Regions from separate parts of the Homo sapiens genome. Here region 1 is linked to region 2. Evidence: chromatin contacts called from ENCODE Hi-C data. All regions are on one chromosome and are shown on one strand. Each heading gives the region's core, a stretch centred on a gene start or an enhancer-like site at or near the end of the contact. The rest is flanking DNA. Distances are from core to core; before and after follow the strand shown. Region 1 holds the start of GK5 (glycerol kinase 5). Region 2 holds the start of U2SURP (U2 snRNP associated SURP domain containing).

Region 1 (3,477 bases), core at 161-2,660, 780 kb before region 2:
CGGGTGAATTATTTGAGCCCAGGAATTTCCAGACCAGCCTGGGCAACATGGCAAAATCCCATCTCTATTAAAAAATACAAACAAATTTAGCCAGGCATGGTGGCCCCTTGCCTGTAGTCCCAGCTACTTGGGGGGCTGAGGTGGAAGGATCACTTGAGCCCAGGAGGTCAAAGCTGCAGTGAGCCGAGATCACAGCACTGCACTCCAGCCTGGGTGACAAAGTGAGACCCTGTCTCAAAAGAAAAAAAGGAACAACAATAAGAACACCATAACAAATAAATATTATTTTTGGTGCATTGACAATTGTGTATAAATCAACACTTCATTAATATGAGAACAGAAGGATATCAATTTGTTGGTTGCTGACCAATATTATCAACAATTCAAGGCTTTACTAACAACCAACCAATGATTTGGCAGGTCTCTCAAACGAGGGGAAATAAAGAATTTTATGAATTCTCAAAGATGGAAAATAGAAAACTGATGACCACACAGCCTTCAAAACTTGCCCAATACCTCTAATATCCACGGCAATCAGTTGCTCACGTAAGGAACCAGCATTTTGTGGAGTAGTAGTTAATAAAGATGACAAGTGAAGAATAGAGAATAAACTTAAATTCTACAAAGATATGAAAAGTTATTGAGGCACAAGTCCAAAGGCTATAATAAAGAAAAAAGAAAAAAAGTTTTGAAAAATTAAAATGTAAATAAAGATGTGGTGGGAGATCTATCAGGGAAGTGCAGGAAGAACCAAGCAACTCACAAACCACCCTCTGGCTGGATGTGCACAGCCTGCCCAGTCCCGTCCGGCGAGTCACCTCAGTCCCATCCAGGTAAGGCCGGACAGGTGGCTCCCCAGGTGGCAAGAGGCAAGCGAGCGGCCCAGGTCATACACCGGGCCCCTGGCACCCTCAGCCTGGACAGGAAGGGCGCGCGGGATTCAGCCCAGACGAGGGAGGGAACGCGAAGACTCAGCCGGTCTGGGCGCGCCGTTCTGGCCCCAGGGCCCGCGGGTGCTGCAGGTGGCCGCGTCCAGGGCGGTAGGTGGGGCCTGCCCGCTCGCCTCCCGAGGCCGGACCCCGGGACTCAGCGAAACCCAGTCAGACCCGCGCCCCACGCCCGCCCCCAAGTCACCTTCTGCACGCTGGAGCCGCAGACCCGCGCCGCCCGGTCATAGACGTGGCAGCGGATCACAGAACTGCCCACATCCAGCCCCAGCACGAAGCCGGGGTACCGCGGCTCCTGCGCTCTCTGCTCCGGGTCCGTGAGCAGCCCCGACATCCCGATCCCGCACGCCTCTCCGCTACAGCCGCCTACCCAGAGGGCGCGCTACAAATCCCAATGCTCCAGAGTCCCCGGGCGGCCCAACCCGGGCCCCAACCCGGCTCAGCCGGAGAGCCTAGAGAGGCCTGGCCCCTGCCGCCGGCTCCACCCCGACGCCGTGACGCCACGGGCGCGCGCCGGCGGCCGCGCGGGAGGGGTGGAGGTGAGCGGGTTTGCGCCGTGATCTGCAGCCCCAGATCGCCAGCCATGCTCAGCCTCCAGTCGCCGGCCGCGGTTGGATTGACTTGGCCCTTAACTCTTGTTTTTTTTCTTTTTGAGACGGAGTCTCACTCTGTCGCCCCGGCTGGAGTGCGGTGGCGCGATCTCGGCTCACTGCAACCTCCGCCTCCCGGGTTCAAGCGATTCTCTTGCCTCAGCCTCCCGAGTAGCTGGGATTACAGGCGCGCTCCACCACGCCCGGCTATTTTTGTATTTTTAGTAGAGAAGGGGTTTCACCATGTTGATCAGGCTGGTCTCGATCTCCTGATCTCGTGATCCGCTCGCCTCGGCTTCCCAAATTGCTGCGATTGCAGGCGTGAGCCACCGAGCCCGGCGGCCCTTAACTCTTAATTTTTTCTTTTGCTTCTCCAGCTTCCTGAGAGGCAGCGCCAGCGTTTCTCTTAACCCTAGCTACATTTGAAGAATCTCTGTTAAAGAAAAATAGCTACCCCATATGCTAATCGTAAGGAGAGAAGTATAGGCTAGTTTATATAAAAATCTCAAAAAGTTTGGAGGTGCCATAAGGCACATTTATTCATTTCTCAACTATGATTATGACTTGAGGGTTGGAGAAATTTTTATCTGAGTAACTTTGGCAGACTAACCTGTGTCTGCGTTCGTGCAGAATTTTTCAAGCTTAAAACATTTGTAGAGGTCACTACCATATATAGTTTCCATTTTTTTGCTAACATTTTGGGTGCGACTTTATTTCAGTATTATTAAATGCACAGCCATTGAATATGCTAGAGTTAAATGAAATAAAGTGCTGTTTTTCAAAAATGAAATAAAACAAGTGACATAAAAAATTCAAAATTTGGCCAAAAGTATTAATATTTATTAACAAACTGAGAGCTCCCCACGACTTCTCTTCCCAGAAAACCTGGTAAAGTTTGCACACAATACAAAGCGGTAAATATTTGCCAAATGAAATACAACGCAAGGAAGAAGACTTTTCTCAGCCCTCTAGTGGGAAAGAAAGGAGAAAGCTTAAGGTGGCTGCTTTGACCATCACACTCCACTCCAGCGGTTGCTTTTTTTTGGAATCTGAAAGCCTCACAGAGACCCTTTACCTTTTGTTGCTGCCCAAGGGGATGGGCTCATCCAGACACTTGGCCAAAAGGAACAAGGTGTCCTGTGGAAATTTCGAGATTCTTGCGGCTTAGGTTCCTGGGCCTGGAGCTTTCCCGGGGAGGGTCCTGATCTGCAAGTAGTGGGGAGGTGGTTCCACCTGCGCCACCCACCTCTCCACTGCCACCAGCAATCTGTGAAGCCGGGGCCTGAAAATATTCCTTATCTTCTTTTTGTAAAATTAGCAAACATATGAATATATGTTTTGTGTGAAAACGTTTAACAGTGCCAACTGGTATGTCAATTAAAAGGTAAAAGATAATCATTTTGGCTGGGCGCGGGGGCTCACGACTGTAATCCCAGCACTTTCGGAGGCCGAGGCGGGCGGATCACTTGAGGTCAGGAGTTTGAGAGCAGCCTGGGCAACATGGTGAAACCCCGTCTCTACAAAAATACAAAACTTAGCCGGGCGTGGTAGCGGGCTCCTGCAATCCCAGCTACGGGGGAGGCTGAGGCAGGAGAATTACTTGAAGCCGGGAGGCGGAGGTTGCAGTGAGCCGAGATCATGCCACTGCACTCCAGCCTGGGCGACAGAGCAAGACTCTGCCTCAAAATACATACATACATACATACATACATACATACATACATACATACATACTTACATACATACATACATACATACTCATTTTGAATCAAAACTTTTTTTAGACAGGGTCTTGCTCTGTCGCCCAGGCTGGAGTGCTGTGGTGCCATCTCAGCTCACTGCAGCCTCGACCTCCCGGGCTCAGGCGATCCAACTGCCTTAGCCTCCCATGTAGCTGGGACTACAACCACCACGCCCGCCTAATTTTTGCATTTTTTTGT
Region 2 (3,194 bases), core at 37-2,536:
TGCATAGTGTCAGTTTGCGGTTTCCTTGTCTCCTCCATTTCTCATTAAGTTTTAAATCATATGAAGACAGTGCATGTTTGTCTGTCTCTGTAAGCCCTACAACACTTTGGGCAGGCTTTTACACACAAAACGGGGCTCAAAAATATTTTGAATAAATGATTTAGGGAGAGGTCCACAAACGCCCTCCACTCCCACCCTAGTCCTCAGAGCAATACTTTAAAATAAAAATCTGACCATTTCAACCTTGTTAAAGGCCGATCTTCATTCTGAGAACAGAATTCTAACTCCTAAGCACGATGGTGACCTCAGGGCGCTGTGTGAACCTGCACCCGCACCCCTGTCCAACCACGTCCCTCCCCACACCTGGTCTAATAAAACGACTGCTTTAGGTGACCTGCACGATCGGCTGTACTGATTCATGCCACAGGCTTTTACCTCAATTACTCCCTCTGTCTGGAATGTCCTTTCTTTCCTTGCCTGGCCTGATTCGGGCATGGCCTTCTCAAGCAAGCTTTCCGTCTTTGAATCTAGGCCCTGATTAAGAACTTTTTAAAAAAGTACTAAGTTCAGAAAAGTTTAATATGGTGTTCCCCCATTTATGTGATTAAAAATGAAAACAATACTAAAGTGTAAAATGTAATCTTTAAAATGTCACACAACTTTACATGCATGCTAGATTTAGAATACCATCTGTATTTACGATTTTCTCTTATTGACTGTCTCCACGCGCACCCACTCTGCAGACGCCCTAAAGAGTGTCTATCGGATCACCCTCAAGTTGGGTCAAACGGCTCCTCTTCTCGGCTTTTCGGGAGCAACCCTATCTCAACATTCACCATCTTAAGATGAGCAGACTGCAAGTTTGCCTCTCCCACCAGTATGGGAGCTGCCGAAGCGGCAAGAACAGCGTTTCCGTCCATCGAGCGCCAGGTCACCAGTCAGCTCCAGTCCTATTTTGAGTTGAAGTAAAAGCTCCTCCCTAGATGGCCAGTGCACGTCTTTAAAAAGCGACTCCTTTCCCACAAAGGAAATACGACTGGTTCGCATCTATCAAGGGTTGGCGTTGGGATAAGAGGGTGAAGTATCAGCTGGCCCTGATTCTCTGAATTCCCGGACCCAATAACGCGACCAAGCACCGTGACTCCCAGGAAAACTAGCGGAGTGAGCGCGGCTGAGGAAATTACTGACACCGGAAGTCACGTGAGCGGCTGCCCCTAAGGTCGCTATCTCGACAGTCGACTATTCAGCCTTGCAGGCGCCTCTGGCGGGCTTCACTGAGATCCGCTCTTTCGGTGCTCGACTCGCCCGTGCTGCTGCCGCCGCCGAAGGAGGGGCAAAGCTCAAGATGGCGGACAAAACGCCAGGCGGATCTCAGAAGGCCAGTTCAAAGGTAATTTCTGACAAAATTTCGTAAGTCAGCGGATCTACCACTGTCGTTTGGGGCCCACAGACGCTTCTGGCCTGTGAGAGGCGATTGGGATTGGGGTCTGCATTCTAGTCGCGACGGTAGGCCCGGGCGCCGCCGCACCGTTGTGCGCAGGTTGAGAGGCCTGGTATCTCCCCATAGTCCCAGCCGGGATTCAGCTCGAGACTGGCGTGCCCAGTGGGTGGAGGCGTGAGTGCTTCGGCCCGCGCTTGGCATTGGAGTGAAATCAGGAATTCAGATTGAGGTCTGAAGCAGTGAAAACGCTCTCCTGTATCTCAGCTTCCTGCGCCCTGAGGCCGCCAGACAGCGCCTGGGAGAGAGGCGGGAATCGCTTCCCGGTGCTTAAATGTCTGCTGCTTTTTTCTCGGTTTTGGATCTCACTCACTTCCGGCCTCCCTCAGTTTCCCTCCAAGGAATGAATAACCTCTAGGGTCGCCAGCTGTGAGGGGAGGACCACTAGGGCAAAGACACGGAGTGGGAAATGCAGAGGCGGGAGCAGCTCTCCTTTGCAGTGCTGCATAGCCAAGGTTAATGTACAGTCTACACGTGGTCTTTACCTTAACGGGAAGTAAAAAGCACTTTTGAGGGTAGAGGACTCGTGGTCTCTTTCTTTATGTTGAAGAAACAGTGAAAAGAGAAGCTCCGTAGACTTGTAAGCTACATACGATTAGTAAATTGCATTTGTGTTTACAGGGAACCCTGGGCACGTATTGTGAAACCAGTGAGCTGTGGTAGTAGTTAAGCATTAGTACGGTTGGGTTCTTAGTTGCCATCTTGGGCGGGACATTTAATCGTTTTTTGGTTTGGGTTTCTGGTCTCGAATATATTAAAAGTAATTGGTACTGCCACGAGGTAGTTAAACTTTCCGATGCTGATGCAAGAAGCTGTGTAACACTTTCAGGTGCTAGGGACTGTTAAATCTTAAAGAGTGTGTGACTGTAAATCGGCTATTAGAAAGTTAAATTTACGGTAGGAGAGAAGCTTGCGTTTACAGTTCTGAGAAACATCATAACTCGTTTTCTACTTGCTTTCTCTAATCCGACTGTTTATGCCATTTGGTGAACGATGTACACCAAAATAATTAATTCATAATTAGTAATGGTCTTAACAGACATCGTTTAGTTACATAGAAACTTTGGTGAGGGGCCAGTTTCGGCTTCTTTACAAGGTATTGTGTCAGTTTTTTTTCCCCCTCCTCAGTACATTTTCTCGTCTCCCTCTCTTTGGGGGCGAGCTCTACCAACTCTTCTCAACAGACTCCTGACAAGAACATACCGTTAGGGAGCTATTACTAAAGCTAGCTACGTTCATAACAAGTCGTGCATAAGCCTCACAATTTTTGTTTCTTCTCAAAGTAATATTTTAAGTATTCCCTACTTGAGGTCTTGGATACATTGAAAACATTTCAATGTCTGTGTTCAGGCTTCCTTCTAAAATAGTGCTTCTCATGACTGAATGTATGGCTGTTCTCAATAAATAAATTATTGGATTATCCAGTAATCTTTTCTGTTTATATTGCCTTAGATTATAATCTCTTGATGCTATTAGCAGATTTCTTACTGATGTCTGTGAAAGGAATCAGAATATCTTAACTAATTTGGAGGCTGCATAATGTAGTGGGAAGATTATGAATTTTGTTAACAAGAGATTTGGGTTCAAATCCTGACTTGGTAATTAATTATATTTGCGATAATAAGGCAGATTGCTTAAACTCTGGAGCCTCAATTCCCTCATTTGTAATGTAGATATAATTCTTTTTTTACATGGT

What was found. A loop is a pair of places that touch in the nucleus more often than their neighbours do. Pooled maps may share reads with other maps.
Region 1: a loop to region 2 is called in a map of naive thymus-derived CD4-positive, alpha-beta T cell, with 27 times the contacts of the local background. The contact joins the promoter of GK5 here to the promoter of U2SURP in region 2. A Hi-C loop is called at or near these places in 1 of 168 maps with a recorded cell type or tissue (naive thymus-derived CD4-positive, alpha-beta T cell), 3 of 37 single-sample maps with no recorded cell type and 14 of 50 pooled maps.

Annotation. Positions count from the first base shown.
Region 1 is chr3:142,224,175-142,227,651 of GRCh38, forward strand. GK5 (glycerol kinase 5) reads right to left here and starts at 1,411. Exons shown (of 16, transcript NM_001039547.3): 1 at 1,135-1,411. The coding sequence starts at 1,281. RefSeq lists silencers at 945-1,164, 1,355-1,594.
Region 2 is chr3:143,000,284-143,003,477 of GRCh38, forward strand. U2SURP (U2 snRNP associated SURP domain containing) reads left to right here and starts at 1,287. Exons shown (of 28, transcript NM_001080415.2): 1 at 1,287-1,390. The coding sequence starts at 1,346. PAQR9-AS1 (PAQR9 antisense RNA 1) reads left to right here. Exons shown (of 5, transcript NR_125393.1): 5 at 744-807. It overlaps LOC100289361 (a long non-coding RNA gene), which reads right to left and starts at 1,184. Exons shown (of 1, transcript NR_034032.1): 1 at 562-1,184. RefSeq lists enhancers at 725-1,724, 999-1,648.